Linked DNA regions of Homo sapiens: region 1 is linked to region 2. Evidence: read pairs that join two places in POLR2A ChIA-PET (ENCODE). Cell type or tissue: PC-9. All regions are shown on one strand. Each heading gives the region's core, and the rest is flanking DNA. Links, peaks and the distances in the headings are about the cores only.

Region 1 (4,000 bases), core at 1-4,000, 57 kb after region 2:
TTTTATACAAAAAGCTGGGGACATAGTCAAACCTGAGCATGGGGTGGCTGGTCCCTGGAGATTCCTGCATGTAGTGCAGCTTCAGCAGCTCAGCCAGGTACTGGACCACCCTAACATCCTCATTCACCAGACCCAGGGTCAGCTTTAGGAAGCTCATCTGGCGGCTGGCTACCAGCTCCTCTGTCTCCTTGTCGTGGGTAGGCAGGTGCAGGTGGTGGCAGAAGGTGTAGAGGAAGGCCTTGGAGCAGAGCTGGGTGAGCATGCTCTGGACATGCAGGTAGTAGGTGCTGCCCCGCTTGATCTGTGTGCGGTGGTCTGCCAGGCGGGGCACCAGGGTGCCTCTGTAAAGGGGGCAGCGCAGGGTTTTGTTGTCAAGGTCCAGGATGCTCGTGTAGCGGCTGTAGCGGCTCAGGGCATGGAGGGTACCGGCACCGGCAGGGGAGGCCACTCTGAAACAGACAGGCCAAGGTCAGGAGGAAGGGCAAGGGCCGGGAAAGTGGAGGCAGAAGCTTGGGAGGTGAGGCCTCCTGTCCCCAGGCCAGCATCCACCTAGCCAGCATGCACTGGCTCTTCCTGGAAGACAAATCTGATCATTGTAATCTTCAAAGGGCTCCTCACCACTCTTATGACCAAGGTCAAAAACACGCTGGGTGGCCCACAAAGCCCTTTGTGGTCCGATTCCTGCTGAATGGACTCTTTTTTGGAGCCATGGCAAGCTTTCAGTGGGGCCTTAGAATTACAAACCTCTTTGTTCAGGCCAGGTGCAATGGCTCACACCTGTAATCCCAGCACTTTGGGAGGCCGAGGCAGGCGCATCGTGAGGTCAGGAGATCGAGACCATCCTGGCTAACACGGTGAAACCCTGTCTCTACTAAAAATACAAAAAATTAGCCGGGTGTGGTGGCAGGTGCCTGTAGTCCCAGCTACTTGGGCGGCTGAGGCAGGAGAATGCTGTGAACCCAGGAGGCAGAGCTTGCAGTGAGCCAAAATCGTGCCACTGCACTCTAGCCTGGGCAACAGAGCGAGACTCTGTCTTAAAAAACAAAACAAACAAAAAAACCTCTTCTTTCTGCCTGAAATAACCTCTCTCTCTTGTACTTAGCTTAATTTAAAGCATATTCAGCCTTCCCTGATCCTCTCCTGCTTTCCTGCTGTGACCTTGGCCAAATTCATTAACCTCTCTGAGCCTCACCTATAAGATGGAGATAACATTCCTACTGTTTTTATTTATTTAGAGACAGGGTCTTGCTCTGTTGCGCAGGCTGGAGTGCAGTAGCACGATCATGACTCACTGCAGCCTTCATCTCCTGGGCTCAAGGAATCCTCCCACCTTGGCCTCCCAAGTATTTGGTACTATAGGCGTATGCCACCACACCCAGATAATTTTTTGTAGAGATGGAAGTTTGCTATGTTTCCCAGGCTGGTCTTGAACTGCTGAGCTCAAGTGATCCTCCTGCCTTGGCCTCCCAAAGATTTGGGATTACAGGCATGAGCCACTGTACAGGCCAGTTACTACTATTACATCCCTCATGGGGTCGCTGTGGAGACAAAATGAGTTGTGCTTAGGACAATGCTGGCCCTCGGTAGGCGCTGCTGTCATCGCCATCACTACTTTTAGCCTAGCACTGACCAGTGGGGTGACTGCTGTTTGTTCATTGGCTTCTCCCCACTGGACAAGCAGCTCCAAGATTCTAGGGTCCCAGAACTGCACCTGATCTGGTCTCATGCCCCCAATGCCTGGCACATCAGAGCCAGGAAAAGCCAGTGTTCACTCAGTGAGGGGAGCGGTTCCTTAAACACCCTCCTGAAGCAGCTTCCCCAGAGCAGCAGGGACTGCCCTGTAGGGCCCAGACATTTAGGGTTTACGTCAGACAGGTATGGTGTAAGAAGGACTGACGGTGACTTGGGACCAAGGTACTCTCACAGTACTTTTTCCTTCCTGGGTTTTATCTTCTTGTATATTTAACAATCATTTACAGAGCATCTATAACATCCCAACATTGACCTGGGAGCTAACACTGTAATGAAGAATGACCTAGAACTCTTGTCCTGCATGAGCTCAGTCTGATTGAGAAAAAAAGAAATGTGCACAAGTACAGTGAAGTGAAGGGAGACAAGGTCTCATTCTCCCTGGGAGAGGCTGTAGTTGGGAAGACCTGGGGGATTCGTGGAGTTGCCTCAGAGCTGGCCCTCAGAAGCAGCGTGGGCTCTAGGGACTGAGGAGGGTGTGGCAGACCACGGCAAAAGCAAGGTCACAGAGATGGGACAGCTGAGACAGGCCATGCATACTGCATGCATCCTGACCATAGGGACAGCACTGGGCTATGGACCACATGCATCCCACAGGCATGGAGGAACTGGGGCCTGCAGGTGGCTGACAGCTAAGAAAGCTCATGAGGGCAGTGAGACGCTCTCCTCAACCCATGCTGCATGGCCCCTGTGTTCCGGGACCTTCTCAGCTCTCTAACGCCTTCACCCTCACCTCCCTAAAGTGGGGCTGGCCAGAGTCAAACACCTCCCAAGCTCCGCACATCCAGCTCCACAGGTGCTGCCGCCACAGGGCACCCAGGCCTCACCTCCCACCTTTTTGCCCCTCCGTCTCTGCTGGGATACCTGTTCCCAGGCCCAGCATCCCCTGATGCAGCTGACACCTGCCCCAATGGTGGCACTTCTTTTGGAAGAAGCTGGCTATTCTAACTGTTCCTCCACTTCTGTTTCCATAAAGCTCCTCCTCAGGAGGCCAGATGACACGGGAAGGGACAAGCCTCAGCTCTCCAGCCCCCAAGCGCACGGCACCCCAACTGCAGCCTCACATTGCACTTACCATGCCCGCCGCAGGAGGACACCTCTCCACCAATGAGGACACAGAGGACTGGGTAAAGCGGCAGCTTGTGCAAGGTCACCTAGCTAGCAAGTGGTCAAGCCAGGACTCAACCCAGGGCCTCTGACACACGCTAGGCTAGCACTTTCTCCAGGCAGAACTGTGCTCTGCTTTTCGGTCTGGGCTTGTGACTGCTGCTTAGTAAGCAATAGGATGACCCCTGGTGTTCACTTAAAATGACAGCAGGGCCGGGCTCACGCCTATAATCCCAGTACTTCGGAAGGCTGAGGTGGGCCGATCATTTGAGACCAGCCTGGCCAACATGGTGAAACCCTGTCTCTACTAAAGATACAAAAATTAGCCTGGCATGATGGCGCACGCCTATAATCCCAGCTACTGGAGAGGCTGAGGCACGAGAATAACCTGAGCCTAGGAAGCAGAGGCTGCAGTGGGCTGAGATCACATCACTGCACTCCAGCCTGGGCAACAGAGCAAGACTCTGTCTCCAACAACAACAACAACAAAAAACACACAAAACAAAAAAACCCGCAAATGACAGGATACCAGCTTGGTTGTTTAGCCATCTCTTATCCCCACAGATGGCTGACCCAACTACAAGCATTTCCAGGCAGAGTGAAAAAAATCAAGGGCCAGCAAGACTGGTGTTCGGAGGTGAGAGTCCTGAAAGAGAGTCCATCATGTGAGCAGTGGGCCTGAGTGAGGAGGCACACTTCTGGGCCGTGGTGCTCAGAGTGCAGAGCCTCTGCAGCGCAACACCTCCGAGGATAGGAAGGTCACAACCACCGAAGACATCTCTCCTGCTCGTGATTTTTAAAGCTGGGCCTCAGGTAGGCCCCAGTCTGCCTGCCTGTGTCGGTGCCGGTTCCACCCTCTGAGTGCTTCTCAGGGCCAAGCACTGCACTGTGCTGTGTTTTTTTGGACATGCACTAAACGTGGACCCTTCCGATGGCTCTCAGGTGGGCCCCGGGAGCCCTTCAGAGGTGTTCAACATGATTGGGTGACTGAATGAGATGGTTGGTCCGAATCCAGACAGCGAGTGGTGGCACACCAGGACTTGACCCAGACCACCCACTGCTCCCGCTAACTGCCACAGCCCACAACAGTTTCATCTTATCATACCCTCAGGTGGCGTCTACTGCTCACCTCCCCCAGGAATTC
Region 2 (7,591 bases), core at 3,504-7,503:
TCTCACTCTCGCCCTGCCCCCAGCGCACCTGGATGGGCCCCACCGCGGGGTGCCGCAGCTCCACCATGCGCTTGCCGTCCTCCTCCAGCTGGTTTACGCTCTGCTCCTGGCTCAGCAGCTCGTGCTGCTTGAAGTGCTGGGGGCGAGTCGGGTGGGGAGCGGCGGTGAGGACCAGGATGGCCCTGGTCGCCCCCGCCTGGCCCCAACCTCTGCCAGCCGACCTCGTATTCCCGCCGCACGCCCGCAGGGTCGGCCATGAGGTCGCTCCAGTCCTGCTGCAGGATGCGGCGCTGCTGCTCCGCCAGGGCGCTCAGCTGCCACGTGCAGCCCTGCAGTGCGTGTACAGGCTGCCCAGGCTCTGCCCGCGCCACGACGCCGCCCTCTGTGCTCAGGACCCGCCGCCAGCAGCAGGGTGGGGAGAGAGAAAGTGGGGGGCAAAAGGCGCCATTGGGCGGCGCTCAGGAACACTGGCCCCGGGCAGGGTCCGGGCGGCCACCCAGGCCCACCTGCAGCCACCCTGCCCGACCCTCCCTCCTGCTCACCAGTAGGTCTCGGTATTGGCTCCGGATGGTGGCGGCATCCTGCCTTGACCAAGGGGAGAAACAAGCCCGTGAGAGGTGGGGCACAGGGAGACGGCCCCCTAAGATCTGGGCAAGCCATACCCCACCCACCCCTATCCCCAGGGCCCAGCCGATCTAGCTCCGGCTCTGACTGGAAAAACAGGGGCTGGGGCTGGCCCCGGATGTAACATCTTCCCGGCTCACCCACCGGCCCCACCAGGCTCCGCAGCTGCTCTCCTTGGTCGTTGATCTCCTTCTGCACGATGTTGAGCTCCGCGATCTGTTCCTCCAGCTCCGCCATGCCCGGCCCATACTGGCCTGCGCAGACCAGCTTCTGCAGGAGAGCCGGCGGCTCAGTCACCACAGGACCAGGGTGGAGAGCCAGAGAACCCCACACGTCTCCCACCCGGAGAAGTGGACTTGGTCATTTGGGCAGAGCGTGGACGAGCCTGAGAGCAGCCCGGGTGCACGCCCTGCAGCTCACCCAGGGTGAGCCATTCTGCTCTGCAGGGTGGCCACTGCAGAGGCCATTCTGCAGTGGCCCCTGAGTCCCACTGGTTCCCAGACGCTGGGCTCAGCCTCAGAAGTCTCCAGCTCCATCCTGCCTTGTCTGTGACCCAGCCTCAGTGCTTCCTGCCTGGACACCTCCAGCCAAGCTCTAGGGCCCTCAGAACGCCCTGCTGCACCCGGGCCCTTCCCCACTGTTCCTCTATTGTCATGATGACACCCCTTCTGTGTGGCATCAAAGCACAACTCCTCAACCAGGGATCAGAATGCCCCATGTCCTGGCTCTGCCCACCTGGCCAGAAATCCCCACTTCCCATCGAATCCTAGGCTTCCTCCTGGCAGGTGCCTTTGCTCCTTCTTTCTGGAATTGTCCTCTCCTCACTACTTCACCCTGACCCAACCGAGCCCTCTCACCCCTCTGAGGTCTCTTCATGTGCCTCCTCCTACAGGAAGTCTTCCCTGACTGCACTGTCTCCTCTGCTGTCTCCCTGCCCAGACCCCTGAGACACCACTATACACTGACTGTTCAAGCCTACAGTCAGGCCCTGGGTTAAATGCAGTTCCGTATCACCCTCTGATCACACTGGGGTGTGACTTTGAGCTCCTGACCTGTTTCTGCTCCAGCACGTGTGCCCAGTCGACCTTGGATCCCACGTCGGGGCGGCAGCACCATCTTCTCGTACAGGGCACAGTACTCCGCACACTCCTGGGTCACCCGCTCGTGCAGCTGCTCGATGCTGTCAAGAAGGTGGCCAGCAGGTCAGGGCTGGGCCTGGGTCTTCCCCAGGGACCCCCAGCCCTGCCGCAGCCCCACTCACTCCTTCTCAGTCTCCTCAGCCTGCGGGTGCTTGAGCCGCCGGGCCTTGTCCACGTCCAGGAAGAGGTCCTTGAGCAGCACCTCGGCCTCCTTCAGGCTGCTGCCCGTCTCCTGCTGGTGCTGCAGGGCCTGGCTCTGCTCACTGTTCAGCCGGTCCTGTGGGCAGGGGATGGGCAGACTTGCCAGGGTCCAGAGCCCCCACACCCCTGCTGCCCATCATTGTGGGCCTGAGCCCCACCTTTGGGACCCCAGCTATGCTGGCCAACCTCGAGGCCCACGCCAGGCACAGGGTCAGGCCCAGGGCGTCCATGAGGCAGGTGACAAAGACACAGGGGAGCCCAGCAAAGAAGGAAGTTGAGCCCTCTCTCCCACCGTGTGTTAGGGGACAGGCGGTGCAGGACAAATGTCATCTGTCCCATCTTCACCATCACCAGGGGGCACTCAGGGAGTGCCAGGCCTGATGATGGGCCTCCCATGCCACCCAGCCTGCCCACACCCTGCCAACTGCTGCCGGGTTCTCACCTGCTGCAGCCTCTTCTGCGTCTCCAGGATGTCCCGCTCCACCTGGTCGGCGCTGGCTTGCATGTGGGAGATGAGCAGGGTCAGCTCCTGGGTGGCATTCTTGGTGGGTGGAGGGGACAGTGGGCAGCTCGGTGGAAGAGGCCCCTCTGTGCCCCATCCAGGTGGCGTCCCCTGCCCTCTCTCCACCCCATCCCGCCCCCACAGCCTAGCACACTGCCCTGACTTTGGGGTCTCTCTCTGCAGGAGGCTCTGTGAGCTAGACCTGGTTGGGGGTGTTAGCACTGCCCCGCCACATGAGGGGTCAAAAGGTGAGGGTCTCAGGTCTGTGTGGTGCTGGGTGTCAGGCGGCCTCGGTGTCCCAGCCTCAGCCAGCTGTGCTGGCAGTGAGTTCCCGACCCCACCCAGCTGCCTGCCACTTCCCCCCTGTGAGCCGGTAGTACCTGAGCCAGCCTGGCTGGGCCCTGGGAGGGGCAGTTGGGCTGGCTGGGGCAGGGAGGCAGCAGCATGCCCCCCACCCCCACCTCCTCCCACTCCAGCCCTGTGTTCCCCTATACCTCCTCCACCCCAGGGAGCTTTGCCAGAGTGCTGGCTTCAGCAGCCGTCTAGAGGAGCCTCACACTGTCAGAGTCGGGGAGCGGGGGCAGGCGCAAGAGACTGCTGGGCACCCTAACATTCTCCAGAGTTGAGGGTTCAAAGCCCAGATTGTGCCCTAACTTGCTCTGAGTTACGTGGTCAGGGACGGAGGGGAAACCTTGCTTCCACCCCAGGGCTTTTTCTGTGCATTCGCCCTGCAGCCTCCATAGAGCACCTGCTGTGTGCATGCAGTCACTCTGTGGAGGTCACAAGGCCAAGCAGACCTAAAAGAGGGCAGATTGGTCCAAGCCTTATGAGCACAGTGCCTTATGGGGGATCATTATCCTGGGGCAGGGGAAGCCTTGAACTGGGTCAAAGGATGGGCCCCCCCAGGCAACGGGACAGTGCTGGTGAAGGCACAGCAGTCTGGAAGAACTCTGTGGCCAAGACAGCCTGGTTTCATCTTTCTCCATCATTAATGCTGTGTGACCTTGGGCAAGTTACTCAACCTCTCTGTGCCTGAGGTTCCTCACTCGTAAAGCAGGATTTTAATAAAAATATCTATGCCTTAGGGCTATTGTGAGCATTAATTGAATTTATCTGTCTGAAACATCCAGTGCAGGCCTGGTGCAGAGTCGGCACCCAGCACGTGTTAGTTTTTATCCCACTAGAGGGCTAGTGCCTTGAAGGCAGGGGCCTGTTGGTTCTGTCTACAGCGACATCTCCAGTGCCTAGAACAGTCCTGGCATGCAGTAAGTGCTCAGTAAGTTCATGTCAAACGAGTGGATCGCACGTGAGGTGATCCAGAGCCAACAGGGCCCTGAGGACTGAGCTGCCCCAGGCCAGGAGCACACTGCTGGGGAGCCTGCCTGGACAGTGGGAGCTGCAGGTGCTGGGCCCTGGGCACTCCTGCTCAGGTCCCGCCTCCTGGGATGGCTGCTCCCACCAGGAGCTGCACACTCCACCCTGGGTGGGGCTCAGGTGCCCCAGGGAGGACAGGTCACTCAGTGAGAGTGTTAGCTGAGAGTCTTAACCACTGTCTTTCCCGTCGGCCCAGACGCCCAGACTCGGTGTCTGTTGGTGCCTTGATCCCTATCGGGGTAATGGGCACCCCCACTCCCACACCAGCTTTTCATCCCTGAGCTTATCTCGACACCCTGGACCCAGGCGGGCTGCTGCCTCCTCTGCAGATGAGCTGAAGCCAGTGAGTGGGAAGAGCGCCACCCAATCCATCCACAGAGAGCTGAGGCTGGGCCCCAGAGAACCGGGTGGTCCAAGGGAGGCCCAGTGCCCCCTGCACCACACCCACTGGAAAAGGAAGCCCCAGCTCTATTCTGTTTTGTTTTAACAGACAGGGTCTTGCTCTGTCACCCAGGCTAGAGTGCAGTTGAGTGATCACGGCTCACTGCAGCCTCGACTTCCCGGGCTCAAGTGATCCTCTCACCTCAGCCTCCCAAGTAGCTCTGACTACAGGCATGCACCACTACATCCAGATAATTTTTGTATATTTTTTATAGAGATGGGATTTCGTCATGTTGCCCAGGCTGGTCTCCAACTCCTGGGCTCAAGTCATCCACCCGCCTCAGCCTCCCAAAGTGGTAGGATTGCAGGCATGAGGTATTGCACCAGGATTTTTTTTTTTTTTAAAGACAGAGTCACAGTCTGTCACCCAGGCAGGAGCGCAGTGGTGTGATCATGGCTCACTGAAGCCTCAAACTCCTGGGCTCAAGCAATAGGCATGAGCCACCATACCTGGCTGTTTTTTATTTTTATTTTTTTTATAGAAACAAGATCTCCCTATGTTGCCCAGGCTGGTCTCAAACTCCTGGGCTCAAGGAATCCTCCCGCATTGGCCTCCTAAAGTCAGGGATTATAGGCGTGAGCTACCGCGCCCAGCCATGAACCCCTAACTCTTCAATACAACAAGGCCCTGGGTGAGAGCTCTGGGGAGGGCTCTGGCTTAGGCAGGAGGCAGCACAGCCCCTGCATCCCTACCCCAGGGATCCCACCCCACCCCCTCAGTCCTCATGCCCTGCACCCAGGCTCCAGGGGTCATCCCAGCCAAGTAGAGCCTTGGGGCAGAGCTGCAGTCACACAACCAGGCTCTCCTGTGTCCCAGCCTCTGGCAGAGGAGGGCATCAGTGCAGGCTCCTGTCCGGCACTTCTCCCGCTGAGCAGCATCAATCTGTGGCCCACAGGCCCCCTTAGAGGATGTAGGGAGCCCCAGGCCATCCCCTGCCTCCTGCCAGGGCTGAAGTTCGGCCTGGGCCTGCGGCTCCCAAGGCAGGGAGAGAGTCCACCCCTGGGCCCTTTGTCCTCGGGACACCAAATGCCAGCACGGGGCTGGTCCTGGGCTCTGGGCCGCCGCCAGGTGGCTCAAGGACCTGGGCCTGGCACCACCCCCACCCTAGCTCCCTGGCTCCCCATCCCCTAGTCCCACTCACCAGCTGTGCTTGCTGGGGGAGCCTTTGGGGGACCCCTTGGCTGGGGAGTCCTTGGGGGACCCCTTCCCCTGGGAGCCTTTGCTCAGTCCCTTGAACATGGTCATAAAGGCAGGTGCTGGCTCAGGCTGGGCTTGGCTGGTGAAGGAGGGCAGGAGGGCAGGTGGGAGGCAGCGGGCGTCCTTGCTGGCTGGTCAGCTAAGTCTGGCAAGGTGGGGCGGCTGGGCATTGGGGAAGGGAGTTTCTGGGAGGCCCCTCCTTGCAGGTGAGGCAGCAGGCGGCCAGGCCCCAGGCCTGCCGCGCATGCACCCACAAAAACCACACTCATGCCTGCTCTTGCATAACCAGTCTGGGAGGAAAGGGCACAGCCTTGAGGGTGGGGCCGAGCCTGCCCGACTCCCACAGAAGGTTTGGACTTGTTACACCCACATGCCCAGGGGAGCGCGGTGGCGATTACACCCAGATAGGGAAGGAGCTGGGCCAGGACAGATGGGTCTGGAGACAGACGTGCACATGCAGGCGCAGGCTCAGCGGAGAGGCCCCAGCTCTGGAGCTCAGGATTAATAAACATCTCCAGCCAGCTCAGAGGCCCTGCTGCCAGGCTGGCCCCCACCCACAGCTCTCAATCCCCCAGGAGAGGAGGGGGTGTCCTGCCAGCCCAGGGCCTGGCTCTGTGTTCTCCACTGACATGATGGGGCAGCCAGGGGACGTTCACTCCAGACAACTGGCACAAGGTCCATTTTTTTTTTTTTTAAGAGACAAAGTCTTGCTCTGTCACCCAGGCTGGAGTGCAAAGGCACGATCTCGGCTCACTGCAACCTCTGCCTGCCGGGTTCAAGCGATTCTCCTGCCTCAGCCTCCCAAGTAGCTGGGATTACAGGTGTCCGTCACCACGCCCAGAAAATTTTTGTATTTTTAGCAGAGAAGGGGATTCACCATGTTGGCCAGGCTGGTCTGGAACTCCTGACCTCAAGTGATCCACCCGCCTTGGCCTCCCAAAGTGCTGGGATTACAGGCATGAGCCACCATGCCCGGCCCCATTTTATAAAGTGTGCACAGTGCAGCAGCACCAGGGCTGGCTTCAGGTGCCACTAAGCCTGGGCTCTGGCTGAGGCCCGGGAGCCCGATGCACTTGGCTTTTCCTACCTGCCTCTTCCCCCACCCAGAAATGGCCCCTGGTGGCTTTTATGAAGTCAGATTGAGTGGCAGAGAGTGATGCCAGCTTATTGGTCTTTTCCTCACACTGGGGACCAGGGCTGCTGCCTTTTCCTTCTGTGGTGACCCTCAGCGTCTTCAAGAAAGGGGCGATGGGACCCCCCTTTCCAGGCGCTCATTTTACTGGCCCAGCGTAACAGGCCCCTTCTGCAGAGGTGGCGTCGCTTTCCAGGTCATTCCTGAAATCCCCGTGGTTTTAGTGGAAGGAGGGCTTGAGGGGGAGCCAGGGGATGGAACAGGCGGACTGGGTGACATCACCTGGTCATCCTGGCAGGCCTCGCTGAGGACAAAACAGCCTGGCAGGAGAGAAAGGTCCCAGCAGATGGGGGAGACCAGGGACCGACACCTGATACTGGCCTCAGGCCCCCATGGGATAGAAAAGGCCTGTGCCCTTTTTGGGTGAATCTCATGGGAAGCTCCTGAACTCGGCCATGGAGAGGGGATGCAGTAAACCCCCATTCCTAGAGGTGGAGGAGCTGACAGGGGCAGTGGGGGTGGGGAGGGCAGCAGAGGCCCCTGACAGCAATGAGGAAACAAAGTGGTCTCCAGTGTCCTCAGCTCCCGGCCCATGTCTTGAGTGAGATGCCAATAGAGATGACTGGCCACTCAGCCTCTGCCCCAGCCTGCTCCCACTTTATTCCTGGTGACACTTGTCTTCTAACCACTCATTGTACGCCTGCAATCAACTGTCTTCAGAAAGGAGCCGTTTGTGTGAATGACTATGGGGGCCAACGCCAGCCTCACCCCTGGCCTCCCTGACTCACCTTTTCTTTTCTTTTTTTTTTTTTTTTTTGAGACAGAGTCTCGCTCTGTCTCCCAGGCTGGAGTGCAGTGGCACCAACTCAGCTCACTGTAACCCCTGCCTCCCAGGTTCAAGCAATTCTCCTGTCTCAGCCTCCTGAGTAGCTGGGACTACAGGTGCACACCACCACACCCAGTTAATTTTTGTATTTTTA

The links. ChIA-PET counts read pairs that join two places held together with the same protein. Peaks named below come from ENCODE experiments on the same cell type or tissue, not always from the same donor. Only the 100,000 strongest peaks of a DNase experiment are listed, where the experiment ranks them.
Region 1: POLR2A ChIA-PET joins it to region 2 with 7 read pairs; 15 of 35 experiments call an interaction of 5 or more read pairs at or near these places.

The regions. Positions count from the first base shown.
Region 1 is chr17:18,319,066-18,323,065 of GRCh38, reverse strand. SMCR8 (SMCR8-C9orf72 complex subunit) reads right to left here. Exons shown (of 2, transcript NM_144775.3): 2 at 1-449. Among named protein-coding and RNA genes, the nearest start is that of SMCR8, 5.8 kb to the right of the region's middle. RefSeq lists enhancers at 1-371, 372-873 and a silencer at 1,385-1,577. In PC-9, for the core only: CTCF peaks have their summits at 1,593 and 3,036 (motif pointing left); no DNase peak of the experiment used is centred there.
Region 2 is chr17:18,375,816-18,383,406 of GRCh38, reverse strand. It overlaps EVPLL (envoplakin like), which reads right to left and starts at 5,629. Exons shown (of 11, transcript NM_001145127.2): 1 at 5,424-5,629; 2 at 2,407-2,505; 3 at 1,886-2,040; 4 at 1,677-1,804; 5 at 769-894; 6 at 543-581; 7 at 222-382; 8 at 29-136. The coding sequence starts at 2,469. RefSeq lists a silencer at 120-229 and enhancers at 1-311, 312-883, 2,827-3,328. In PC-9, for the core only: no CTCF peak of the experiment used is centred there; a DNase peak (open chromatin) is centred at 5,766.